Regions from separate parts of the Homo sapiens genome. Here regions 2 and 3 are each linked to region 1. A link is a loop called in an ENCODE intact Hi-C map of the cell type or tissue named here. Cell type or tissue: Caco-2. All regions are shown on one strand. Each heading gives the region's core, and the rest is flanking DNA. Links, peaks and the distances in the headings are about the cores only. Region 1 has its middle 57 kb from the start of VAPA. Region 2 holds the start of LOC105371985 (a long non-coding RNA gene). Region 3 has its middle 230 kb from the start of VAPA.

What was found. A loop is a pair of places that touch in the nucleus more often than their neighbours do. Peaks named below come from ENCODE experiments on the same cell type or tissue, not always from the same donor. Only the 100,000 strongest peaks of a DNase experiment are listed, where the experiment ranks them.
Region 2: a loop joins it to region 1, with 13 times the contacts of the local background. A loop is called at or near these places in 5 of 110 quality-filtered maps.
Region 3: a loop joins it to region 1, with 3 times the contacts of the local background. A loop is called at or near these places in 2 of 110 quality-filtered maps.

What each region holds. Positions count from the first base shown.
Region 1 is chr18:9,968,967-9,973,893 of GRCh38, reverse strand. No RefSeq gene overlaps it. Among named protein-coding and RNA genes, the nearest start is that of VAPA, 57 kb to the right of the region's middle. In Caco-2, for the core only: a CTCF peak has its summit at 2,383 (motif pointing left); a DNase peak (open chromatin) is centred at 2,363.
Region 2 is chr18:10,318,719-10,323,645 of GRCh38, reverse strand. LOC105371985 (a long non-coding RNA gene) reads left to right here and starts at 316. Exons shown (of 4, transcript XR_001753346.2): 1 at 316-540; 2 at 1,261-1,498. RefSeq lists an enhancer at 4,599-4,927. In Caco-2, for the core only: no CTCF peak of the experiment used is centred there; no DNase peak of the experiment used is centred there.
Region 3 is chr18:10,138,231-10,143,157 of GRCh38, reverse strand. No RefSeq gene overlaps it. Among named protein-coding and RNA genes, the nearest start is that of VAPA, 230 kb to the right of the region's middle. RefSeq lists an enhancer at 2,175-2,674. In Caco-2, for the core only: no CTCF peak of the experiment used is centred there; a DNase peak (open chromatin) is centred at 2,027.

The DNA of each region.
Region 1 (4,927 bases), core at 300-4,299:
TTAATTAGGGAGGAGAGGGCTATACCACAGACTGCACCAGGGAGCTGGACTGGGAAATGAGGGGACCCAGGGTGACTGGACTCCAGGCAGCAGACCCAGGAGGGGAGAAGTCTATAGAGTTGGGGAAATGGACACCAGGCACGAAGGTCTCCCGATGTCGGTGTAGACTGGGCCTGCCCACAGGAATGCAGGAAGCAGCAGGCACCCCAAAGCCCAGCTCATCATGGCTCCACCCTGTGCAAAACCACTCCCTGAGGCCCCACCCGCTTCAGTCCCATTCTATGCAAAATCCTTCCCTGAGGCCACCCACACACATGAGGGGGTGACAGGGAGCCTCAGAGCTGGATGAGAACCAGAGACCCCCCAATCCCACAGCCACTGAGTCACCTGACACACACACTCCATGAGAACAGAGCAGGTGATTAAGGAGGAAGTTAAAACAATGAACGGTTATTAAAAATAAAAACACAGCATTCCCTGAAGGGATTTTTTTTAATTATTGGATTAAGACTAAATTTCATATCAAACAGAACTAAAAATGATTTTCCTCTCATCCTCTACCTAGCAGGTGAGAAATATCACTTTATCCATGAAACAAAGAAATAACATTTTCTCAGTCATGTGAGCTATGATTTAAGTCTGGAATCACCCCACGCCGCCTGTGTAACCCACAATATAGAGCACCAGTGTGTCAGTTTCCAATTGCTGCCATAACAAATTACCACGAATGTAGTGACTTACACAGCACAAATTCATTCTTGCAAGTCTAGAGGTCAGAAGTCAAATGGGTCTCACTGGTTAAAATCAAGGTGTCAGCAGGGCGGTACGCCTTCTAGAGGCTCTACAAGAGAATCTATTTTATGTCTTTTCCAGCTTCCTGAGGCCACCACATTCCTTGGCTTCTAAGCCCTTATTCAAGCCCTTTCCTCCATCTTCAAAGCCAGCAGCATCTGGCTGAGGCCTTTTCATGCTGCCATCTCTTTGGTTCTCACCTTTCCAGCCATAGAAACTCTTATGATTACATTGGACCCACCAGGATAACCCAGAATAATCTCCCTACCTGAAAGTCATTGGATTAGCAACCTTAATTATATGGGCAACCTTAATTCCCCTTTGCTGTGTAATCTAACGTATTCACAGGTTCCGGGGATTAGGGTGTGGATATCTTTGGGGGCCCCTTGTTCTGCCAACCATACCTGGTAAACCTTTTTCCTCTGTGGAAAGGGGAGATATGGGCCTGTTGGAGGGATTGCAGGAGCCAATGTAAGTAAACTGACAGCCACAGAGTAGGCGTTCATTCGTTTGTGGGTGATTCCCCCCTTGATCAAGCTCTGGGTCTGAGGCCTGCTCTAATCCATGGCCTGGCCCCTTGGTCTAACCCCATGGCTGTCACCTGGCCCAGACCAAGTGACATTTTCACCAAGTGCAATGGAGACACTCAGGAATTATGATTTTTGTCAAAGATAACCATCTTCTTCATCCTTAGCTCTTAGGTAGGGTGGTATGTTGAATGCACAGGCATGGTGTATGTGAATTTAGATCCATTCCAAACAGATGTTTGCAATACCAGAGGAACACGCCTGCCTGCCTGCCTGCCTGAGAGCACACGCGTTAAAGCTAAACTGAGTTCAAAAGCATTCAAGTTAATGAGATGGCCCTCATTAGAGTTCCAAAACAGTAAACTCAAAGACAATTGTGTCTTAACATTTTCAGCAATAAAAAAGTTAGGACTTTTTTGCTTTTTAAATTACTGTTTTTTTAAGCCCTTATTCAAGCTTGCTTTCCCCTCAGTCAGAGCTTCCAGTTGACAATGGGTGGACAAGATAGGCTATTTACATGTTAACATGTTGGGGGTGTGGTAAGAGAGATGTACATAGAACCCAGAATTTAATCATGAAATCAAAAAGTTATTCAACATTTGAGGGAAGGATCAGGTAAAGAAAAACACATAATGCCTTCTGTAATTATAAGACATTATAAAAAATTAATGCTTTCAACAAAGTAAGTCACACAGATGAAAGTTAGTAATGAAATTAAAGGTATTATTCTACTATATATTTTCATCAAAGATACCACAAAAGCTTACCCACATTATCACTGTAATTAGCCTAATTTTCTACTGGAAAAACAAACTCTTATATCTTCTAAGGGAGAGTGGAGAAGTTTTATATCTATCCTTAGAATCAAAAAGAAAGCTTCCTTCAGCCTGCAATTACAGTTTGCACTAAAAACTTAATAGTTTGATTTTGTTTGAGATGTGGGTTTTTGAAAGGAATTGGTTTATACTGTCTGTACTAAATGTCTATCAGTACAGACAGTGTAAACCAACTTGGGTTTTCCATCGTGCAGAAAGCCTCAAGACACAAGACCACACTGCCACCTCGTGGCAGGATCAGATTTTACAACAGTTGAATTTAATGGTTCACCAGCCTTCAAGTTACTATTCAGAATCACCAGCCTTCAAGTTACTATTCAGAATGTGAAAAGCGTGTGTTCTAGGTGGTTATAGTTTAGCACTAAGAAAAACAAGAGTCCGGGGACAGGTTGTTGGAGGTGCTGAATTAAAACAATTTTTTGGAGTGCTAAATCTTCCCATGGCTTCCTAGGAAAGGCGCTAGCCCAATTCCTTCTGCACCATCTAAAATTCAATGAGAAAGGGGCCCCTGGAGTGGAGTGACACCGGTTCCTCCAAGGACCCTCTGTTGTGTACATTAAAATTCAGCAGTGCCATTTAGCAAAAATTAAATCAGTAAGGCTTTGGAGGTTAGGAAACCAAATACACTTATTTACCTAGTTTTAGAAACCAAAAAGAAAAAAGCTCCAAGTATAGGAAATGCTTGAATCTGATGAAATGCTTGGGATCCCCATCCCAAACACGCCACAATTGTTAAAATATTGGGGTTGATGTTACGGAAAATTCCCTAAGAAAAATGATTTAGGACAATAGCCACCAGTTTACAGACAAAAACAGAAGGATGGCAAGCTGCACGTTCAGGGTGATGGGGGAATTAGAGGTGTGGCTCTCCAAGGCTCCTGAAATGTCCACCGTGTGGTCATTCTTGGAGGACGGAAGCTTTGTGATCCTAAAATAATTAAATAAGGTGATTCCTATTTTTAAAGCAACAGAATTTGCATATAACCATAATTGTTGTATAATCTTGACCCAGTTATCCAAATTAAGGCCCCAGATATCTTCCTAATCTGATGATGAAGTAGTCAAGCACCACGTCGCTTTCCCCAGAGCCCCTTCTCTAAATACAAGGACATGGCAGGGTGGCTTCCTCCATCGCCCCCGCTGAGAGAGCAGGACCCGCAAGTGCCTCAGACTCATTCCTGCAGAACCAAGCCCGGCTTGCTGGTCTCTGCGGCGGCACCAGCCCTGCTCCACGTTCTTCCCAAGCGGAGGCCTGAGATATTTCCACCAACTCCTCAGAGGGTGAGAAAGAAGTTTCGAGGGTTTCCCTTCAGGAGAACCACCAGCTTTTCATGATCCACTCTTCAGACCCACACCCGCAACCAAGGCTGGCCATGAACTCTGGTGGCTGAGCTGAGAGGGTGTCACCTGAGGGAAGGATCCTGCATCGTCACCTTTCTCTTGTGCTTGAGAGAGGGCCTGGACACAGACAAGTCCCCTTGAAGCTAAAGGAACCTCCCAGGCTCTGCAACTACCATCTCCCCCCGTGGGAAAACACCAAATTCCACAAAGCCACAGGCCAATCCTCTCCCCTCCCACTCCCTGGGCCCGGGGAGAGGAAGTCCCACCTTTCCCAAGGGTCAAGGCTTGCCTGCTTTCCAAATGGCCACTTCCAGGATGGCTTTCCAGAAAAGTCTCCATGCAGGCACACCTATATGTTTCCAGAAAAGTCTCAACGCAGTCCCTGCAGTCTAAGGCCAGCATCGGCCCATCTCCCAAAGTCAGTGTGGTGTGGCTTAACACACCGGCTCACCCTAAATGTGCACTGAAGGGGCCCTGAACTACAATGAAGGGGACGCCCCGAGCCAGCAAACCCCGAGGGGCTGGGCGTGCCAGGCAGCTGTGGAGCCGGTGGAAGCAGTGAAGTTGGCAGCACTGGCATCGAATGCCAGCCAGGGAACCAAGAAAAGGCCACTCTTAGTAAGAAAGTGGTGACTTCGTGAGTGGAAGAGTTGAGGTAAGAAGTTATGGCCATAGAGGATATTTCTGCAACTCGGATGAAAGGATCGCTGTGATTGGAAAGCAGTTATCTGCAGCCGAGATTTCAGAGATGTTTCTGCCCAGTGGTGACAAAAACTCTCCCTCAGGACAGTGAATGACAGGTGTGTGAAGAAAGTGCCCTGGAAGGGGGAGGTCAACAAACAGCAACCCGCCCAGCGATGACCCCCGAGAGCGTGGCGGGCAGGGGAGGGTGCAGGCTGGAAGAGGGAAGGAGCGAGGTGGGCTGAGGGCGGCGCGAGCTGGAAACAAGCCTGGGCTGTTGCAAGAGGGAGGAAAGAAAACCTCAGAACAGGCGTGAAAACGAGGAAGGAAACCAGCCCCTCCTCCCAGCGTGGAAGGGTCTTCTCCATTCCAGACCACAGCAGGGCCCCCAGGAGACATCTCAGCTTCTGTTGGAGCCTGGCGGCAAAAGGCTGTCCCTAGAAGATGAAGAGCGAGGAGGTTTGTGGATCCCATATGGGAAGTCTGGAGCTCTGCGCAGAAATGAAGATGAGGAGAAGCAGGCGGGGTAGGTTTCAGTTGAGGCAGGGCTTTCAGATTTTTCTTTTAACCACAATCCGTAGTAAGAGCCCATTTTATATGGCTACCCCGTGTGCATGCACAATTGTGCGTTTTCTCTCTCTCCTTTCAAAAAAGACTTACTGAGCACCTAACTGTATGCCAGGCCGTTAACAGGCACTGGGGAGGCAGCAGTGAACAAAACGTCTGAAAGCGCTGCTCTTAGGGAGCTTG
Region 2 (4,927 bases), core at 528-4,527, 350 kb before region 1:
AAGCATTGAAATGTCACTGACTTTGACTGTCAGATGTGTGGGGTCAGGCAGGCATGTGTTTCTCGGATGCTCATTGTAGCTCTTGCTTATCCATTTTTATTAACTGATCCAGGTGGGTGTATAATGCTACAGGTAATGAACCCAGTGAACTCAAGATCTGCCTCCTCCAAGTGTGGTCAAATTCAATAATTTAGGATTAAGACAATTATTTATAATTAAAATCCCGAAGTAAACATTTACTAAGCACCTCCTAAATTCAGAACTGACACCTGTTGTTCGGGTGGCCAGTCAGGGTCTTCGAAGCAATTCACACACCACATTCCATGTTCTTCAGTGACTCACAAGGAAGTTGGCATTATTGTGTGTGGAACAGCAGCAGAGCTTACTAACATTCTCAGCTACAAAACAAAAAATAACGAACCAGAGACTTCAGCTCAGTTCTTGTGATTGGAGTTGTGTTTCCTCCAGAGTGACGAGCATGGTATAAGACGCCTCGCCCTGCACCCCATCACGGCTCTCCCCAGACAGCCCTGACAGAGGGTAGGTACAACAAACACACATTGCTCAGTCGCTGCCGTCACCTCTCCAAGCTTCTGTTCCATTCTCCACTCTCACATTATCCACTGTCATGAAACAAAAGGAGAAAAAGAAGAGAAAAACTACGTTCAAAATGTTTATTGTTACCATGATCATTACTGTTGTTATTTATTATACTGGTTTATTTTAGAAGGAAAATAATTTGGGTTTAGAGGTGCTTAGAGGTGGATTGTGGGAATTTATAGTGTAGTCGTGGGACTATAAGGATGAAGGAACCATTGCCCTTAAAAAAAATTAGGAACTTGGTTGGTTCGTTACAGTATTCATTGACATGAAAACATCCAGAAACTTACAGTCAGCAAGTGTGTATGTGAGTCACAACTCACATAATACTCATGTGAGTTGTGGTCAGAGACTAGCATCCCACGGGCCCTGGAACCAGACACACCTGGGTTTGATTTCTGACCACAGCTTATCACTATCTGCTCTTTGGCAGATGGCTTAACCAAGCTAACCTCTATTTTTCAGATCTGTGGAATGGGGATAATAATAGGACCTATCTGACAGGGTGGTTGGGATCATTGACTGAAATAACACATGAAAGAACTTAGCACAGTGCCTAGCAGGCAGTAAGTACTCAGGAAATGTCAGCTGCTGTCAAACTTTCTAGGAACAGAAAAGCAGAGCTGTATCTAATATAGCTTAAACTGGTATGCTCTGCAGGACAGGGAGGAGTCTCATTTTGCATCAAGAGCTTTCCATGGGTCATGTTATTTCACCCTGCACGATGCTGTGTGGTCTCATCACCACTGAACACACAAGACCCTGAGACTCTGAGAGGTAGACACTGCACTCTACAGCTGCGATTCACACCTGGATCTGCTGGCTCAAGGTCTGCACTCTTTCCACTGCACCACAGTAACCCACATGAATCAGCAATGAAAAGGCAAGACGGAGTAAGGTGAGGCCAATGGCGATGGGGAGCGCAATGGGATTTCGAGAAGGGGGCTCGTGTGAGCTGGGGCAGTCAGGAAGGGGGCCTGGCCCTCAGCTGAGTGGAAAAGGGCAAAAGGATTTGTTTAGACTAAGGGGAAGGGTGCACATTCTGGAAAGGTCAATTCCACCCCCTCAACCTTAGTCAAGACAGGATTTTATGCTCACCAGAGGCCAAGTCCTTCTTTGTCAGTTGATGTACCAACAGTCCTGGCTATGAGCTTGCTGCACAGTTCTCATCAGGACCAGAAAGGGGGCCTGGGTCAGCCTGTCCCTCTGGGGCCATCCATCACAGCTGCTTCTTACCCAGACTGGGGAAGCCCGGGACAACCTCTGAGTCCTGGTACCTGCAGCCAGGCTGTGACAGCATTTATCAGAGGGCTAGGGGCAGCCTGGTCCCTGCAGCTCTTGTATGCCTGCTGGGGAGGGCAGGACTGGCGGTAGAGAAGATGGGATCCAGCTGGGGTCTGCTGGCCTCAAAATGGTCTCAAGTAGTGAATGCAGGGGCTCCCACAGGACTAGAGCTTTGCATTTCTGGTTCTTCATCCAGTTCTGAAGCTTAGACATAGTGGATATAAAAATAATCTGGGGAGCTTGCTCACAATGCAGGTATTCCTGGCCTCACCCCAACTATTTTAATTTCAGGTAATTTGGGTGGGGTTCAGGAATCTTCATTTAAGAAAAATACCTCCAGTGACAGACAGATGGCCATCAACCACAATTTGAGGAAAAAAAAGCCTCAAGTTCATGCTATTGAGCTCAACCTTTGGGAAAAAATTCTTCTATCCTGTGTGAAAGAAAATGGTGTTTTTCTAAGTCCCAAGAAAACATCCTAAAGGGATGCAAGGAAGGATTCGATGGGCATTCCTTCCAAGGCATGAAAGGAGAGCGGATGGCTGTGTCTTGTACTCAGCCGCCCTCCACAGAGCCTGTGGCAGACCCGGGAATGTCCATGTGTCTCAGAGCTGAAGTGAGGTGCATAGGCCAAGTTCAAACCAGTGCCGCCTCCTTGCAGGGTGGTCAGAAAACACATGGACATTTGTCAAGAACTCTGGAGTAGCCCATGTCTGTGGTTACACAATGAAACATTCTTCCCCAGCAGCAACCCCCAGAAGGCTTCCAATATTTCGCGCCCACACACTGAACATGAAATAGTGATTCATGGTAAGAGGATGTGCATAGAAAAAGCTTAGAAGTGACCCCTTCTTATTTTGCAAATAACAAAAGGAAACACTCCTTTAGATCCCGTGTAATTCAGAAGCCGATTGGGTGGCGTGTGGGCTTTCAGAGAGAATGAAGACAGACATCTGGCAAGGACTTTTCTTGGTCATAATGACTTGCTTCTCATTCTGCTTCCGATGGCCTCCAAGAGGATGCAGTTATGGGGAGAAATGGGACGCAGGAGATCTGGGGTCAGGGGAATGTGGATCACAGGGGTGTGTCCAGATCCCTGGACCTGCCACGTTTGTGATCTCGGAAACATGATTCCATCTCTCCAGGTTTGTATTTCTCCATGTATGATTAATGGTGCCTCTACTGACATGTGGGCGTGATGATCATAAGATGATCAAAAAATGGTTATTGAGGCCAAAACTCTCAGCATCGTCGTGGACGCTTACACTGCACATCTGATCCATCGCAATACCTGCAGCTCTACTTGCCTTCTTGCGTCTCACCATTCCTCACCCTTGCCCCACTGCCACCCTGGCCAGAGGCTATCACTTCCCACCTGGGCTGTTGCAATGGCTTCCAAACTGGTCTCAAAGCTCCTCCCCTGGCACTTCAATCCAGATTCTTCCCCATCCAGTCAGAGCATGGCGCTCCTCTGCTGTTGCTCTACTCTGCCTTGCTTCTGCCCTCGGACTTGGTAGAATCTGCCTTACCTACAGAGCTATAAGGTCTTGCAAGTTTGATCTGCCTACATCCTCACCCATAGACAACTACCCTCCTCTCCTCCCACTTCCCCTCTTGCTTGCTTCTCTCAGCTCCCTGGCCTCTCTGCTAACCTTGGAAGGGACCAGACAAAGTTCTAGCTCAGCCCATTTGCACTTCCTGTCCCTTCTGCCTATGTCACTTTTTCTTTCTGATATCAGCATAGCTTATTCTCTCACCTTCTCAGTAAGCAATTTCCTGCCACCCTATTTAAAATCGTACACCACCCTTTACTCCATACCCTCTTTCCTGCATTTTTCTTTTGAACATAGCAGTTATCACCATCTATCATACTGTAAATATGACATGTCCATCTTGTTAGTTGCCTGTTACCTACCACATGATGACAAACCTGGCACATATTTATTGAAGGAACAAATAAACTATAATGATCAATTCAACTTCAAGTTGGCTAACTCATCAGCAAACATCTGTGGAATCCTTTAAGTAGAAGGATTTTGGAGAAGTGATTATTGTAAGTTGTTATGTTTTAGGTATGTTAGGACTATCACTACTTTCTTATTCTTTCCTCGTTTATTAGCAGAGCCAGGTAGGTGCAATTGCTACAAAGTGATTTGATGTGGCCTTTCTTACTTTTTTTAACCTGTTGCCATTAGACCTTCTATATTATTCAGCAGTTACTAGGTTATCCTGCAATAACAAATGCACTTTGAAATTCCCAAAACATACACTTAGATTTATTTCTCACCCATGCTACATGTCCAACTTGGGGCAAGGAGTTTTCTGCTCCACATCAGCACTCTGGGATCCAGGCTGACAGGGACTCCATCAAGAACATCTTTGACTGAAGAAAGGAAAGAGAGTGCAGACTCAGGTGGAGCAAAGGTGTCCAGATTTGACCAATTAAACGGCAGCCCAAGAGACCTGTGTCACTTCTAGGCTGAGGAAGAAAGTAAACCCCCGTGCAAGGACCTTGTAAAGTGCAGTTTCCCACATGCCCAGAAAAAGAAAAGGAGAAGCAACACTGCTGAGCCCTAGTATTACCCAGCATTCTTCAAGTGTAGAAATTGTTTAGTGCTGCAGCTAGAATTCAGAAGAAAAAAACACTGTCTGATCCATTCATGGCCCCAAAGTCAAATATTATGGGAAAAAAATATTAAAAAGAAATTGAGCAAAGATTAAAAATTATAATGGACAAAACTCCAATATCCTTATTGAGTCTAAAATGGTATTTTTCATGTATTCCTTTGTGGTCACTATAAACCAAACTTAGAATATTTTAAGATGTTTTTGTTCTTCATCATCTATTTAGCTTTACTGAGTGTTCTTCTGCTTCTGTAAAATGCCAGCTTCAAGAATCGTCCCCACTTATGTAGGAAATGGGCGAGGGCAGGGGGAACTGTGTTAGAATGCTCCAGGCTCTGTGGGAGGGATAAGGGATAAGGAGCACTCACATGCTGTGAACAATTCAAGCTGCACCGTGACTCTGAGGAGGTGATGTCAC
Region 3 (4,927 bases), core at 408-4,407, 170 kb before region 1:
ACTATAGATGAGGATGATAATAATGACCTCATCACATCGTTGAAAGAGGAGTAAAAGTGCACCTGGCACATACAAAACACCCAATAGATGGGCAATCCTCCCAAGAAGGAGACTGCACTGTCATTGGCATGTCCATGTGAACTTGCTCATCAGGTGGCTTTCTGCTTTCACAAGACGGTCTGCGCAGAACGAGAATGCTGACTTGGGGCTCTCAGGAGGGAGGTTGCTGGTGGCAGGAGAGGGGATGAGGGCATGTGGGCGGGGTGAGGGAACGTGGGGGATAAACTCGATCTACTCTAAGTGTTTTTTCCCGTGCTGGCTGCATGGGGGAAGGGAGGGAGCAGGCTTCAGGAGGAGGGGTAGCAGGAACATAGCATAGGGTAACCTAGTCTCAGAATTTTTCACAATTGGACTTGGGAGAGGGCACCAGTGTTATAAAGGGAAGAGGGCGCCAAGTCGCATAGCTGGGCAGAGGCCAGGGAGGGGAGCCCTAAGTGCTGGGCCAACGTGAGGGTGAGAGCCAGGGCACCGGGAAGCAAGGGCTGTGAGTCAGGGATATTTTCCAATCACAGACCTGGGAAAAAACAGAGCTGGAATGCACTTTAAAAATCACATAGCTCGATTTTTATTTTGCACAGAAACTGAAGCCAGGGGTCCCGTCTCACAAGGAAAAGTTAGAACTTACACTCAGTTGTGTCCATTTAAATCTAACAACCCACAACTTGTTCATAAATTAATTAATTAGTTAACTAATTACAATATAAATTATCCAGACAAAAATTTGAGTCACAGCTTATTTTCCAGCTTTCAGTCACACAGTCAAGAACAAAGCGAGTTTGAATCTGAACACGAGGTTCCAGTATCGGCACTGAAATCATGATGCCCTTTATGACTTCATTATCTGTCAGGGAGAGGCTCGGAGAAACAGGAAAATCGGTTATTTGTAGCTACTCCATTATCTGAAAAATATCCGCGCATAAGTCACATTGGGCTCTAAGGGTTTTACTTTCCACAAGTAGAGAATGCTGGTGAACAGTTGGAAAATAAGAATTCTCTGGGCTTCCTAAACACAATGGCTGCTGTTAAGTTGAATTTATGTATCAGGCCACATAAAAATGTGTGAAAATGAAGAATCAGGAACTAAAGAAAGTAAACAATAGAGAAGAGAAACACTCTTGTCATAAAATCAGTCTGTCTTTTAGACAATTTGTGGCGGGTGGGAAATGGAATTTTTCACATGCTCAGTGCACAGATTTAAACTGTTGATACCTCTTTCGATGTCACAAGGTGGAGGACTTGGAGTATGTGAAAGCTGGTGCTTTCCCCAGGGACCGTGGAGAACAAATGCCCGGGCAGGAGGGCGTGCCTCGGGAGACTCCAGGAACATGAAGAGTATCCCTTGGCATGACCTTTGGATAAAGCCAACTCTTTGTGAACTCAAAGTGACTTGCTGGTTTCCCCAGAGCATGGCTGGCCCCCAAGGGTGTCTTCCTAGCAGTGGCTTGCATCATGCTGTGATAAGGGCTTCTGTCACCCTACAGATGTGAAAGCTCTCCCCTAACTCAAACATCAGCCAAGCACCCCGAGCTACCCTGCAGAGCCAGAGCCTCGGATGTGTGAGGAGTTGCCCCAGCTGGATCAACCAAATCAGGAAGAGACTTTGGCCATTTCAAAAATAAACTTCTCTGCCCACCTCAGTTCATTCGGCTGAAACAGACCAGGGTGAGTCTCACAGTGTCTTCTCCTATTTGGCTACTTTAGCCTGGGGTACTCACACAGGTCAACCCATCTGAACACATGAAAATAGTTCCCATTTAGGCAACCTCAGTTTCTCTTTTATAATCCCTGCAAAGTTAATATAGACTTTCAGGCTAGATTCTACCCAGCTCCAACATTCAACACATCACTCACCTGGTGTGAAAGGAGCCCAGGTCAATATCTAGCTAATGTGTGCCCTGCTGAATCGGCCCGATGACTAACTCTTTTATGTGCTTGCTTCTTGTGAGCTGAAAACTAAACAGAAACTATTTACAAAGCCCAGGGGCCTGAATGGGTGGCTCTCTCAGCAGGGGGTGGGGCCCCACCAAGCTTGGGATGAGGTTGTCAGCTGGGGCCAATTTAGATTTCCCTGACCGCCACTGTCAGCCTTCTCCAGCTTTTGCACAAATTCTATATTCCACTGACTATAGCCTCCCAGCCTCAAATCACTTTGGGAAGCTCTACAAAGACTCATCTCTGACCTGGGTCTTTGTTGTTATTTCCTGCATGAAAATGGGGGTAGGAGAAAAAAAGAGAGACTTTTTTTTCACTGTGTCAGAGTTTGTAAAGTGACACTTGAGTAAGTCTGTGGGGTTAGAGTTATTCAGAGCAAAGGCATACTGTGAAGGAAGCACTTTACAACAGATTGGGTAACAAATCCCGGCCCTGTGTCTGCAGGGCTGATTTTTCGCCTGAAACTAAGAGCTGCAGCTCAGCTTCCTCCTGGGCACCACTTCAGTTCAACAAGCCCAAAGCCACCCTGACCAACTGCCGTCCTAGGGCCCCTCTCACTCCTACATGAGTCTGCCATTGGCCCAGTGCTTCAAACCCACAGTCTGCCTCCCCTCCCATCAGTCACCAAATCTCACCAAGTCGACTTCCTTTCTGCTGCTCACCCCTTTCCACTCTCCCACCACTCTGCTGCTGCCAGTGTGGATGGGCCCGTATCCTCTCCACCTGCACTAGAGTAACATTCCCCTCGCAGGGGCCCCTGCTTCCAGTTCATCCCTCCAATCCTTGCTCCACACTGCAGTCAAGGGTGAGCTTTCTGAAGCAAAAACTCTTCTCAAGTCATTCCCTCCTTGCAGGGCTGCCAGGCCTGCAGGGAACACTGTCCAGTTTTCTAGGAGTGCAACTGAGTCAGGGGCGGGGATTCTGGAGGAGGCTGAGATTTGAGAAGGATGAGTCAGCTCCAGACAAGTTGAGTTTGAAGTGGCTTGAATCATCCTGGAAAAAATGTCATATGGGAAGCAGATAGTCTGTCTAAAGCTCGAAAGAAATGCAGCGGCTGGAGATGGGCCCTGGAAAAACGGGCTTTATCTCTGGCCCTGTCCTCCACAGATCCCGCTGTCCTGCACCATGTTTCAGACACACTGGCCTCCTTGCAGTTCCACATGCCCTTCATGCCCTCATCTCCTGGAGCTTTACAGATGGAGACCCACATATGGAAACACTCTCTCCAGCCTTCTCACACGCTTTGCCTGCTGATCCTCTACTTGTCCTTCAGGACTTGGTTTCAACAGCAACCCCAACAGGATGTGCTCCCAAAGCACATGCACTTGCCACCAGGGCCACATTGATCGTTCATGCTGAGATCAACTATTTCCTGTCTTCTCCCACCACTAGACTCCAAGATCTGGGGTATGCGCTCAGTAAATATCTGTTAAGCAAAAGAATGATTAATTGTTTAATTATTTATCTACAGTATCAAGAAGTTCTATAAGCCCCAGGAAAGATAAATATAAAGAAATGCACACCTAGACATATCATCATAAAACTGCAAAAAAAAAAAAAAAGACAAAAAGAAAATCTTAAAAGCAGCCAGAGAAAAAAAATTCAAGTACCTTCAAGTGAGCAATAGATTGACAGCTAATGTTCCACACAAAAAAACCCCAAAAACCAAAAAAAAAAAAAAAAAAAAAAACAGAAGGCAGCAAACAATGCAATGGTATGTATCTACAAAGGACAGAAGAAAATCAGCTGCCAACCTAGTAACACACTGTGCATGGGGAAAACATGCTTCAAGAATGAAAGTTAAAGAAAGAGGCCGGGTGCGGTGGTTCACACCTGTAATTCCAACACTTTGGGAGGCCAAGGTAGGTGGATCACCTAAGGTCAGGAGTTCAAGACCAGCCTGGGCAACATGGTAAAACGCTGTCTCTACTAAAAATACAAAAATTAGCCAGGCCTGGTGGCTTGCAACTGTCATCCCAGCTACTTGGGAGGCTGAGGCAGCCTCCCGAGGCAGGAGAATCACTTGAACCTGGGAGGTGGAGGTTGCAATGAGCTGAGATGACACCACCTCACTCCCACCTGGGCAACCATAGCGAGACTCTGTCTCAAAAAATAAATACATAGAAAGTTAAAGAAAGACATTTCTGTATCAATGGAAGCTAACATATGCAAGTTGCAAGCTGACTCATACTAAGTGAAATCCTAACAGGCTTTCTTAGATGAAATGCCAGAGATCGTGAATGGTAAATATATGGGCGCATAAAGTGAATGTTGGATGTATAAAATAGCACTTGTTTATATCTGAACAGAAAAGAAGAGAAGCAGTTCTCTTTAGTCAGAAGAGATAGGCATTAGTTATGAAGCTTGGACAAGAAAGGAGAAAAGAAAAACACATTTATTGAGTCATTACTATTTTCCAGATTTTTCTACCATATGACTACTATTTCTAAGGGACGGGACTTCAGTTTCCAAGAGTTTTTAATACACTGTAACCTTACAAGACAAATTCCTACAAAATCCCACCGATTCTTAAACTCATTGATTCTACAAGGAGAGAAAGCTAACCACATGCCTCCCGGCCAGCCCGGAATCCCCAGTGGAGTTTTCTCTCCCCTTCCTTCCTCCCAGAGGAGGAGGAGGATCCCTTCCAGGGAGACTGGAAACTGAGAGGAGTCTGACTACATGATCTCCTGCTTTTCCTTGGATCTAGCAACGCTTTCTGCTCCACAATTTTTCACTTTTCATTTCTTCCCCATTGTCAGTATTCATAGTGTATCTATCCACAGGACCTTCACCCTAGAAGGGACCCTCATGGTTCCCTGTTCTTACTCTTTTCACAGAGGAGGAAACTTAGCCTCAGCTAGGCGAGTGCTTCAGGTCACTGACGAAGTTAGTATCAGGATCTAGACTAATACCAGTAACAGCTGTGGTTAGC